2 separate regions of the Mus musculus genome follow, and region 2 is linked to region 1. A link is a contact called in ENCODE Hi-C or POLR2A ChIA-PET data. All regions are on one chromosome and are shown on one strand. The core of a region is the stretch at or near the end of the contact, and the rest is flanking DNA. Distances in the headings are between cores, read along the strand shown.

Region 1 (6,352 bases), core at 1,434-3,933:
ATAGCCGTCTGGTCCCTGACACTCCTATGAGAATGGCAAAGCAGGTAACGTCTCTTAAGTGGCAGAAACTTGGAGAAGCTGCCTTGGACAGGAGGCAATTTGTAAATGGTAGGAACAGGACAGGACTTCAAGCTTTTATTTCTTTGGGAATTTACCTCATATGCTGCTTCTCCAAACTACATCCTCCTCTGGGCAGAAAACAGCAGGAGGGTGGCAATGGCCTCACAAAGGTCTCTGCACTGCAGGACCTCCTCCTCCAACCCCACAGCGAGCCCTTCCTTCAAAAGCCTCTCCTCTCCTGACAAGTTTCTATGGTGTAGCTGTTCCTAACATTGACAAGTGGATTCTTAAAGAAGAAGGACTTAATAATTTACATACTTCAAAGATACACAAAAATATCTCCCACCTGGGGAGGACAAAAAGAGCAAAGCATACCCTAGGGAGGCACGGCATAAACAAAGGAACACATTCAGGAGTTCACTAAATAGGCAAAGGGTCAATTTAAGCGCATGGATGCTTTTTGTTTTCCATTGTGGAGGTGCTTGATCTGCCATCTTTTCTTCTGTATTACAGACTTACCAGTTGGCTCTTAGCATTATTTAGCACATAGTAGGTAGTCAAAGGTGAAAGAAAATAGGAATGTATGAATGAATGGGGCACAGAGAGCTATCTGTAAGTCAAGCCCGTTCTCCTCCTCCCCATACCCCATGACCTCAAGTGATCCTATCTCAGGCTCCCAAGCAGCTGATACATGTGTGTGACGCTACTCTTAGCTTCTTCCTTTGTCTTTACTGGCTTTTTCTGCCCCACTTTTAGGCCTTCGTTTGTGTCCTGATAAGCAAAAATCAGCTCCCTGGTGCATCCACTCCCTTCCCCAGTTATATAAAATCATGGGCTATAGACCATTGAACGGCTCACCACGTATAGACGCTGACCACTAAACCCAACATCCTCAGTTCAGTCCCTCAAAGCCACAACCAAGTCCTGCTGGTTGTCCTCTGACCTCCATGTGCATGCCAAGTGCACACACAGATATATACACACTAAATGAAACAAGAAATTATGGGATTTACAGCCTAAAGAATTCTTAAAGGCAATCTCATGCTTCAGATCACCAAAGAAAGCAACATCATACATGCCCAAGACCACAGTACCTCAGAGATTTTGCCAACAACAGACCCCAGGTTTGTACTCTTATGCCAATTGCCAAACTGCCTATGGAATTGTTGCCTAATGAGGGCAGTGTTGCAGCAAGACCTCTAACACCCAGTCATCACCTCTGGACATGTTACACCCCCTTTCTCCCCCATCAAACTCTTACTCATCTCTCAAGCCCCAGTTTAAATGCCCTTTCAATCACCCTGTACACGCTCATCCTTGTGATTTCTTAAGTCCTTCATAGTTCCCATATCACAATATATTGCAAACTATTGTTTCGTAAGCATAATGAATCCTGCATCTGATGTTGAGAATCATTCAGGTGAGACCACATGCCCTCAACACAAAACAACTAACTGAATTTAGAGAGGTCATCACTACTTTTCATTCACTGAAGTGAACCTCACTTGTAGCAATCTCTCTTTCAGAAGCAATGAAATAACCTTCTTTCAGTCTTATTACAGTCCTTAGTAGGTCAAAGAAGCCTGGCATAAACTCCCACTTAGAGAAAGCTGCAGAGAATGCAGAGGCTGTGGCACTGCACTAGGACAGAGGGCCCGCAAACCCCTAAGGAAGTGTGCTGTGTGTGGTGGAAGACTTAAGGCCTGCCTCTGTGCCAAGTCTTCTGCTGGGTCCTGAGGACACAACACAGTCATGAGGACACAACACAGTCAGGTCAGTCTTTGCCTTCCATAGCCTCAACCAGTCTGCTCTGTGACCTTGGATGTCCTGATTGAAAGCCCAAATTTTCCTTTCTGAATCCAACTAAGACACCTGCTCCCCTTTAAAAGGAAAAACAAACAAACAAACAAACAAGCAAACAAAAAAACCCTGAAGCTGGGAGGTGGTGGTGGTGGTGGTAGTGGTGGTAGCACTCAGGAACTAGAGACAGGAGGATCTCTGAGTACGAGGCCAGCCTGGTCTATAGAGTGAGTTCCAGAGCAGCCAGGGTTACACAGAAAAATCCTATCCCCGAAAAAATAAAAAGAAAAGAAAAAATAAAGGAAATTGAGAAAAGCCTCAAGAGCCAAATATCTCGTGTCCTGGGCACGCTGTGTCCCCTAAAGTCACCCTCGCACTTGTTTGGATGTCATTTTTCAAATTGAAACAGAACTCTGTTGCTCTAAATATTCGCATAGGCCTGAACCCTGCCTGTCACCCCGCATTGCACGTCAGAAACCTTCCTCCAGGTGAGCCCGACTTGGCTCCTGACCAAAAAGTCACATTATGTCCGGGCCTCACCTGTTGGCGGGACATAGGCCCGGGCCGGAGGCTGCGGAGCTGGCCCCGGCCATACTGAGACGGTGGGGTCACTGAGACGCCGGTCCAAGAGACCGCGCCACCGGTCCCTCAGCCGGGGGTAGATTCGCCACATCCTGCCCAAGGACCTGGGTGGACACATGCGTGGAAACAGAGTACAGGAAAAGAGCGAAGAGAACCCCACACCCCTCGCTGGTTCTGTACGGAAACCTCTCACCAAGGGTTCATAGCCCTCAGCCTCCTCAGCACGCCGCCATCTTCCTCATGACACCTACGGCGCGCCGTCGCAGCCGTGCGCCCCGCTGCGCGCCACTCCCGCCCCCGTCAATCAGCATCATAAACGTGCTCGCCACGCCCCCTCCATGCCGCGCCACGGGAAGAAAACTACAAGTCCCAGAGGGCCGTTCGCGCTCTGCGCCACGTGCTTTCTCTGTCCGCCAATGGGCGGAAGCGCCGCGTGAGCTTGCTCCCGCCTCTCCAGCGCGCCCGCGCCAATTGGAAGCTGCAGAGTGTGTGTGTGTTTGTGTGTGTGTGAGCGCGCGCGTGTGTGTGTGAGCGCGTGTGTATGAGTGAGTGAGTGTGTATGCGCGTGTGTGTGTGTGTGCGTGCGTGCGTGTGTGTGTGTGTGTGTGTGTGTGTGTGTGTGTGTGTGTACCCGCGAGGGCAAGTGGGAAGGGAGACCCAGCTCAGGTCTGGGAGGCCCTGCTTGCAGGTCTCCGGGTCCAGGTGGCAACACGAGCGCTTGGTCTGGCCTCAGCGGGCGGGTGGTTCCCCGGCCCCTCCCCCGCGCGTGCGCGCCCGGGTCCGCCCTCCCCGCAGCTTCGGCTCCCGCGCGGCGGCGGCGGTTCCTTCCCCCTCCCCCAGCCCTGGCTCCGGGGGACCCCGCGATGCCGGTCCGCACCGAGTGTCCCCCGCCGGCGGGTGCCTCAACCACATCCGCGGCCTCACTCATCCCGCCGCCGCCCATCAACACCCAGCAGCCCGGCGTGGCCACCAGCTTGCTCTACAGCGGCTCCAAGTTCCGTGGCCACCAGAAGAGCAAGGGGAACTCGTACGACGTAGAGGTGGTGCTGCAGGTGAGCGCCAGGCGGCAAGGCCGGGCCCGAGGGCCTCCTCGCGGCGCTCACGGGCCGGGCCTGCCCTGGGCTCCTCGAGCCCTCAGCCGCGGACCAGGCCCTCTCACTGCCGGGGCCTCCTGCACCCGGCGCCTCCCACCGGGACCTGCCCAGCTGATGTCACACTCTCGAACCCTACCCCTAGCCCACCCCTAGACTCAGAGCCTGTAGTGGCCAGTCTCCGACAGACCCCGAAGACTGTCCCACACTTAGAGCCTTTGACTCGCCGGCTTGGGCATCCGGAAGCTCCCCCATGACTAGCCGTCCTTTAGCCTGAGTCGGTTCTTCCCAAGTCCTGTCCTCCCTACACCAGCCAGCCCTCCCACCAGTCCCTGTCGGATCCTGAAAAACTCTCCATTGGCTGCCCCAAACTCAGTACCTCTCGATAGCGGCCAGTGTCACATTCTCCCGGAATGAAGCTTTTCCTCTGACCCCAACTCCATCCTGAGTGCCAGGGACATTGCTCCTTAGGAGAACTCAGTCAGCCCACTGCTGACGGGGGAGAGGTGGCCAACCTCCCTCCATTGGCTGAGACAACCCACAGAGGTTGAGGCTCCCCAAAGACCAGGGAGCCTCACACCCAAATATCTCCAGTTGCACCACTTAGTGTTAAGACCTTGTCTCGTGGGGCCTTCCAGTACCAAAACCCGGCGTCAGTCAGTTCATAGGCATCCGCTGCTACACTTTGCTTCCTGTCCCAGGCTTCTTACCCTACCCTGCTGTGGCTCCTTCCCATCCCTGGCAGTCCCCCTGGCCTCTCCCCAGACCTCGCACCTTGATCTAGCTGGTTGCTATTGCTGGCTGTAGTGTTGCTGATTGTTATCTGCATAGCTCCAGAGTTTCCTCCGAGCCTCAGATGCCTAAGTACTGGGAAATCTAACACAGTTTTGTTTTGTGTCCACTTACCTCCCCCTATTTGACCTGGATATCTGAGTACTGGCTGGTGGCTGCCAGTCCCTGAACAACTTTGAAACTTCAGCTTCATCTTCTCTGGGCCTTTCTTTTCCAGAACTCCACCTCTTTCTCTCCCCCTTGAAGCTTTTCCCAACTGAAGGAGATTGGTGGGAGTAGATATTTCTCTTTTATCTATCTCCCCTCTCCACAATACTCTTCTTTCTAGGTATTAAACTGTCTGCCAGAAGACCAATTCCCTGTCCCACCTTGTGTGCTTTCTCCTAATGCCACCTCCTAGGTAGTTCCCCAAGTCTTGTTCCTTGAAAGCCAGAGGTTTAGAGGTGCATACTGCCCCAGGGCCCGGGGAGATGTATATTGAACATGTACAGCATCCACCACCCTTGGTTCTAATTTCCCATCTCAGATTCTTTTGAGCAAATAGATCTCCCACTCCAAAGACTCGAGAGTGTCTCTGCTTTCTAACTGCAGCACACTCATCAGCTCTTTTCTTTCCTACCATTTGTAGAAATAGTTCTCTCAGCTTTGAGATTGGGAAAACCATACTCTTATTAAATGTAATTTTTCCCCATAAAGCTCTATCATGAAGTATGGTATTTATTGTCATTGGAAAGCTGTGACTGAGTTATTTCAAGTCTTGTTACCTACTGTGATAATCATTTTTTTTCCTCCTTAAGATGTGATACTATAGTATGAAAAAAATTAGGCTTTTTGTTTTTTTAATTCATTCAATCATAAAATTCTGGAAGTGAGTTCTCTACATGGATCATGTTTAGAGTGGCCCTGAATTTATGCCCATTTACTGATTTCTGATGTAATAGGTTCATAGCTGCCAGAGCAACTAGGTTTCAAAGGGAAGTCTGTTCCTATCATTTGTCTGTTGTTCCCTGCCTCGACAGGGGCCTTGTGAATCAGTGGAAATAGTGATTGAGTTAGAGGCATGGTTGGTAGGTGTCGGGTAGCCCATATCCTTCCGTGGAATGCCGAGTGGTGGGAATGGTTGGTGGTCGTGCCACGGAATGCTCCCCTACATCTCTGCCAGTGAGCTTGTTACTGTGATCAGGTAGGGGCATAGGAACTGTTATGTTAATTGGTCTTCTCTAGACTCAGCCCTCTGAGAAAAGTTCTGTCTTTCATAATTCAACTTCTTTCCTGCTTTTCTTGTTTGACTTAAACTATTTTTAGGAAGCAGAATATTGTTGCAGTTAAAGGCATGGACTCTGAAGTCAAATCAATGAAAGTATACCTGCTTGTTTGGCCTAAGTACTTTTGCTAAGATACACTCCACATACCATACTGTTTACCTATTCAAGGTGTACCCTTAATGATTTTTAGGATATTCACAAAGTTATACAACTATCACCAGATTTTAGAACATTTATATTGCCCCAAAAGAAACCTTTGTACACCTCAGCCATCACACTTACCAATCCTAGGCTAATCTTTTTCTGCAGATTTACCTATTCTGAGACCAGATTTGGTAGTATTCACTTGTAATTCCAAAATTCAGAACCTGAGGCCAGAATCTGGGCTGCAGAATGAGACCCATCCTCAAAAAAACAAAAAAAAAAAACCCAAAAACTTAGGTTCATCTTCTACCTGTCCCGCACATGTTGTATAAATAGGGTCACATAGTTTTCCTTTCATGACCTGCTTCTTTACATAGCATATATTCAGGGCTCATCCATGTCTCAGCACATGTCAGTACTTCATTCCATTCTGTTGTTGCTCTTTGTAAACGTTGCCTATATTTTGTCTAGCCATTGATCAGCTGATAGACTTTTAGGTTATTTCTACTTTGGGGCTATTATCATTAATGCTGTTGTGAAATTCATATACAGATTTTTGGTTTGGTGGTGTGCATCTCTGTATATTGCCTAGGTTAGCTTTGAACCCCTAACTCCAAG
Region 2 (6,352 bases), core at 2,670-5,169, 460 kb after region 1:
GGAACTCGGGCTGCTTGAATAAAACCCAGGGAAACAGAAATATACCCCAAAGGCTGGACCATGGCAGAGGCCAACCTACACATTAATGTCTGAGAGCAGAACATGTGGCTCAGCTGTGAGTGCTGTCATCTCTCACCAGCCAACAGACAGAACCCCCATGCCTCATCCCCATCCAGTGGCTATAGGTCAAGAGACTTTGTTGTATGTCCCAGGCCTGCTCACTCCATCCAGATCAGGAGGAAGAATCCACCATACATACCAAAGCCAGAATGAGAACCTCCTGAAATACTAAATGCCTCAAATCCCTAGAGTCCTCAGCTCTAAAAGGCTTAGAGCAGAAAGGGGGTCTATCATCCCAGGAATGTAAATAATGGCTGTTCAGCTGTAGTAGGTACTAACCCTATAATGGCCACTGGGACCCTGTCCCCCCATATTCACAAATGGCATGGTCTTCCAAGAAAAGGTGGCAGGGAAGGATGTGGAGGCCACCAACCCCATGACAACTTGCTGCCTAACAAATGCCCAGAACTGAGGAAGGAAACTTGAATACCCCAAGCCATACTTGTATCATGGTCAGATGCAGATCAATTATCTTTACAAGATCATCAAAAAAGGAACTCAGAGTACAGGGCCATACTCACATTCCAACACTCATGGAGATCTCAGAGATGCTCAGGAGCTCTGAGCAGCACCAAGTAAGCCATGAAAGGCCAAGCAGGGCTGTCTGAGAGCTGGTCCAGGCTGACACCCAGGTGGTAGAACACAGATACCTGCTCTGCTTTCCTAGATGGATAAGTGTGCCTCAAAGAGGCCAGCAGGACAAACGGCAATCTGTTTGCTGTGCTTGCTGTCAGTATGCTCAATTTTGGACAAGAATTCAGGTTACAGCTCAGAGTTTGACGTTCTTCATTACAAATACTGTTGTTTCCCTAGATTTAATGGAGTGGAGAGAAGAATCAACACACAAGCAGCTCTCTGTTTGCTCCTTTCCCCCTCCAATCTCAGTTTAGATCAGAATTGTTCCTATCTATTTTACTGATGGAAAAACTTCTCTCTAGGCTTAGTCATTAGCCCAAAGCAAGTACTGGACACCAGACACATGGTCTACTATCTGAGAGCTACACTTTTCACTGTACTTAATTTTAACTTCAATGTAATCGCCACACATGGCTAGCAGCTACTGAACTGCTGTCACTCAGCTCTAGTACTAGCCTGTGTTTCTGGACTTAACAGGCACAGCAAGAACCACTGCAAACTAAGCTGACAACCAGCACAAAGTGGGGCCTTAAATATAACATATGCACCAGAGTATGCAGCCACTGGCAAACACAGTGTCTGTTCAAAGCACTGCCCATTCCAGCCTTGCCACAAAGCACACAGCATCCCCTTTGGTTTCAGCACAGGGCAGGGGCAGGAAGGTGTGAAGAACTCTGGAAGTGCTCTCTCTCAACATGAAGCTGAAATTTGAGTCAGTCCAAATGTGACACGGAACAGAGTCACTTAGAAGGCACAAACAGCTTGTGTCACAGAGTCAACACTTGGTGCTCACAATCTATGGGTGCTGAGTGTACATTATTCTGGTCTGCTCCATCCTGTCAGGCCACCAAGCAGCAATGGAGGTGCGCCCAGAAGTCAGTCTGCTAGTCAGGAGGGAGTGTGTTTCCACACACAGCCTAGAGTGGGAGGCCTGACGGAGATGGGGTTCTGAGAATGAACTCTCTGGAAGGGCCCTTCCCATAAAGGCCGACAGAGGAGTAACCTCCAGGCACCAGAAGGAGGGCAGATGGCAACTCTCAAATCATAAAATCAGACGCCCATCCCTGGCAGACATACAGCACCTGCATGTTTGGGAAGAACCTTCAATTCCTGGGCAAAGGTCACAACCTGAACACCTACAGGACCCAGGACGATAACCTTACCTAGTTAAGACTTCAGTGAGAAACAAGCACCAGTGGCTCTGAGGAGAACCACTCCCTATCTAGCTTCACAGTGAGTTCTGTCTGCATTGGACTTAAACTCCCTTAAAGGCTGCTGCAGCACAACCAGCAAGGCCTGGACTAAACTATGGGCGGTTGGTTGACAAACTGCTTTTAATTAATATCTGTTTCAAGACAAAGGAAAAATTCTCCATTTTCTTAGGTAGGCTAGCAAGACTCCTGTCTCACACTTGAGGCATGCATGTTTGGCCCTTTCAGTCTGTGTCCAAGAACAAGAGTATGGCAGGGTGCAGTAGCCCAAACCTTTATTCCCAGTGCTTGGGAGGCAGAGGTAGGCGGGCCTCTGTGAGGTCAAGGCCAGCCTGGTCTATAGAGTGAGTTTCAGAACAGCCAGAGAGAGCTACACAGTAACTCTAATGACTCTACACACGTGGCTCTAAAAACAAGCAAACAGAAATATTAGGAAAGTTCTTCCCTTCTGTTGGGCTGAAATTAAAATCCTGAAAGCATCCTTAGGGATTTAAGGACTCGGAAAACAAGATAACCTCTCTGGCTGTTCTTATCTAAGAAATAAGTGGGAGTTAGGGAAAAAACAAACAAACAAACAAACAAACAAACACTCCTCGCCACTGCTTTTCCATGTCACAGTAAACGCAGAACGGATTATTTAGCATAACCGAACTCAGGAGTAAAACTGGCTACCACTTCTGCCAAGCAGGAAGACTAGTGTGGGATGGAAAAGCTGTCGTATGCAATAGCAAGAAACATGGGATGCGTCAGTCAAAAAGGAACAACGCAGATTAGTTGAGACACAACTTTTATGGTTGACAGTACTCATTGGAAACGGAGGGGAAAAAGTCAAACTTTGCTTTTTTTTTTTTTCTTTTCCTTTTTCTGACATCCACAGTAAAATGCGGAGGACTTAGCAAGACCGACTGGGCAGGTTAATCCAGTAGCGCCACCGATATACACCCACCTCCCCAAACTTCTTATCGTTGAACAGCTTCTAGTAACCTATTAGCTAAAAATAATTCCCAGAAGGAAAAGGCTACAAGTTCAACCCGAAACACGTCAACTACTCTTGTCATCCGGAAATCACTGGAAGAAACAAAACCCCTAGCGCCCCCAAACGCATTCAGTAGGAAAGGTCACTACAAAGGACTTAGGGCAGAAGTGCTCGAAGAGAACCCTCAAAAAGTGGCGACGATTGCTCGCTCACAAGGCGGCCAGGCTCAGGCTCTTGGAGGCGCGCCCGGCACGCTGCCGCTCTCAGCAAACGCCCCTATAAAGCACACGGCGCCGCGAGCCTCTACCCTCCTCCTCTCCCCGGAGCCCATCCACGCCACACCGGGCGCCCAGGCCGAGCGGGCCACGTGCGCGAGCCAGCGGCCCGGAGCCCACAGGACGCTCGGTAGGACAGCGTGGCGGCCCTCGCAGCTACTCACCCTGGCTCACCGCCCACCCGGCTGCGGGTCGCCGCCCCTCCGAGTCGCGCTCCCCTCGCTCCTGGCCGTCGCGCCGCCCCGCTCCTCCCACACCTAAGCCCCCGCGGACTGGGCCCCGCGCGTGGCGGGCACACGATCCGGAGTCGCGCGTGGCACAGAGGCTTCGCCGGCTCTGCGGTCGACCTTCGCCCGCGGTCGCGAGCCCAGCTTACCTCTCTCGGGAGCCGCCGCCGCCCGGACCCAGACGCCTCCTTCCCCACGCGGCCATCTTGGAGACTCTCGGTTCGTCGGGGGCTGGAGCCGACGCGGCTCAGGGCGCGCGGGAGCCGAAGGGAAACGTAGTCCCGTGAGCCGCGCGGACGAGGTGGGAGGTTGCGAGAAGGACTACACTGCCCACAATACCTCACGCCGGAAGCCTGCTGTAAGCTGCCGCGCGCAAGAGGGCGAGGGGGTGGGATCCGCCTTAGGAAAGAGTCTTCAAGTCGCAAAGTGCGAGTCGCTGCGCCCACCGCCTGGACGTCCTTGGGCTCCCAGAACGAGTGGCTGAAGGAGAGCGGAAAGAAAGCGCCTACCACTCCCAGAGCGCTTCGCGCGACGATCCCGCCCTCACAGCCTGAGAGGCCCAACCCTTGGCCTCGGCCCTGTTGCCCTTCACCGTGGCTTCGGCCGCTGGGGGCCTGAGTCCCCCAGTTCTCACACTTTACAATGACTTGAGCAGCTTAACCTTTCTCCTTTCCCATCTGCAGACCAGAACTCGTGCACCTTCAGTCCGAAGGTTACCTCTGCCTCCGCGGCGTCAACTGCCCCCCTCTCCTGACCGGAACTTGCCCGGCTGACAAATCCAGAGATTTTGAAGGTCTGTAGATGTGCTTGCCCTAAAACGCCTTTTCCTCCCAGTCAGGTTTTATGCTTGTCTGGTTTCTATAAAGTTCCTGGTTTTCAAATTGAATATGCAACTCCGCCTCCGATTGCCAAACTCGTAACACATGCAAGTGTGGCAAAAGAATAGGGATGTGTAGAGAGACGTCAAGAATAAGGTATGAGGGGGCTGCGGAGATTGTTCAGTACTTAAGAGCACTAACGGCTCTTTCAGGGGACTGTGGATCAGTTTCTGGCACGTGGTAGCTAACAACAGTCAGCTATTGCAGTAACGTCTGACGCCCTCTTCTGGCCTTACGACCACAGCACACGTGTAGTGCACAAAACACCCAGACACAATCAATCAATCAATCAATGCCAGTTGATAGTGCCTGGGATCCCTTCCTTGCCTGGATTACTCAATAACAAACAGCATGCAAGAGAAAAACTTGGCCTGGAGAAGGCAGGTAATGGCTAAGGACTTCAGGTTATGCATTCTTCCAGATCACTAGCCCATTCCCTACCTGAGTGTCTTTGTAAATTTTTTTTTTTTAAGTAAATTGCCTCTATTGCTAACTATGCATCTCTGATACAATTCTTTGTCCTGAGACACAAGAACCTAGGAACTTATGTAGGTGGTCCCTGTGACTCAGCCAGGAGGTAAAAATCTATGTTTTCTCTCCCATTTCCCCCTTCCTTAACTACACTCTACTACCCAGGAACATCTGTGAGAAAGCTCTCAGCTCTTTAGGAACCTGATAAAAGTGCAGGGGTGACGGGCAGTGGTGGCGCACGCCTTTAATCCCAGCACTTGGGAGGCAGAGGCAGGTGGATTTCTGAGTTCGAGGCCAGCCTGGTCTACAGAGTGAGTTCCAGGACAGCCACGGCTACAGAGAAACCCTGTCTCAAACAAACAAACAAAACAAAACAAAACAAAAAAGGTGCAGGGGCGTGTTCTCTTTCCCATTACCCTATAGCCACTGCCTAGGGGATGTCTGAACCCTTTTCTCAGCCCTACTGCAGTATGAGCAAAAAACAATGTGTACTGACCAGGGACTGCCAAGCCCACATTTAAGCTGGGAAGCAGCTAGCCAGGAGGGTCTGCCTTTACTGGGAGTCCTCAAGGATCTAGTGTTCTGGTGCCAAGTCAGAGACATGGTGGATCCCACCGGGGATCTATGTCCCTGTCTTAGATTTATTTCTTGTTGCTGTGATAAAAATACACAAGCCACTTAAGGGAGAAGAGGATTTATTTGGCCTACACTTCAGGTCATAGTCTGCGGTGGTTTTAATAACGGTCCCCATAGGCGCATATATTTAAATGTTTGATTCCCAATTGTACTGTTTAGGAAGAATGAGGAGGTCTGGCTTTTATTGTTGAAGGTGAGTCACCGGGAATGGGTTTGAGGTTTCAAAAGCCCATGCCAGGCCCTGTTCTTCTTTCTGCCTGGTGATTGTTTCAAAATATAAGCTCTTGGTGACTACTCCAACACCTGCCTGTCTGCAGCCATACTCCCCACCATAATGGTCATGAATTCACCCTCTGAAAGTGCAAACAAGCCTCTAATCAAATGCTTTCTTTTCTGAGTTTAACTGTTCATGGTGTCTGATCACCTCAATAGAAACATAACTGACAGTCATGACATCATGGCAGGGAAGTCAGAGCAGTAGGAATGTGAGAGCGCTGTCACTACATCCACAGTAAAGAGCACAGGTTGGGCTGGAGAGATAGCTCAGCGGTTAAGAGCATTGACCGCTCTTCCAGAGGTCCTAAGTTCAATTCCCAGCAACTACATGGTGGCTCACAACCATCTGTAAAGGGATCTGATGCCCTCTTCTGGTGTGTCTGGAAACAGCTACAGTGTATTCATATAAATAAAACAAATCTTTTAAAAAAGAGCGAGAGTGCAGGATGTATTAATGTGTGCTCATACCCAGTTCTTTCTCTTTCTCTGCTTGTGTATAGTTCAGGGTCTCTTGCCTCCCATAGTGGGTAGGTTTGTGTAAAGTTGGCAACACAAAACAACCTTATCACTTATAAATTTGACAAACACTGCTTTAAGCCATAACCGTAAACTTTCACTCCTCCTTCTCCAAATCTCAGGCTTATCT

Evidence for each region. Hi-C counts contacts between places; a loop is a spot of excess contacts on that map. ChIA-PET counts read pairs that join two places held with the same protein, here RNA polymerase II (POLR2A).
Region 2: a map of T-helper 17 cell shows a loop between it and region 1 (2.5-fold over the local background). The contact joins the promoter of Tmem11 here to the promoter of Atpaf2 in region 1. A Hi-C loop is called at or near these places in 1 of 37 maps with a recorded cell type or tissue (T-helper 17 cell). POLR2A ChIA-PET finds 5 or more read pairs at or near these places in 1 of 5 experiments (embryonic stem cell).

What each region holds. Positions count from the first base shown.
Region 1 is chr11:60,414,351-60,420,702 of GRCm38, forward strand. Atpaf2 (ATP synthase mitochondrial F1 complex assembly factor 2) reads right to left here and starts at 2,684. Exons shown (of 8, transcript NM_145427.3): 1 at 2,401-2,684. The coding sequence starts at 2,560. It overlaps Gid4 (GID complex subunit 4, VID24 homolog), which reads left to right and starts at 2,795. Exons shown (of 6, transcript NM_025757.4): 1 at 2,795-3,494. The coding sequence starts at 3,306.
Region 2 is chr11:60,875,119-60,881,470 of GRCm38, forward strand. Tmem11 (transmembrane protein 11) reads right to left here and starts at 3,920. Exons shown (of 2, transcript NM_173453.3): 1 at 3,595-3,920. The coding sequence starts at 3,650.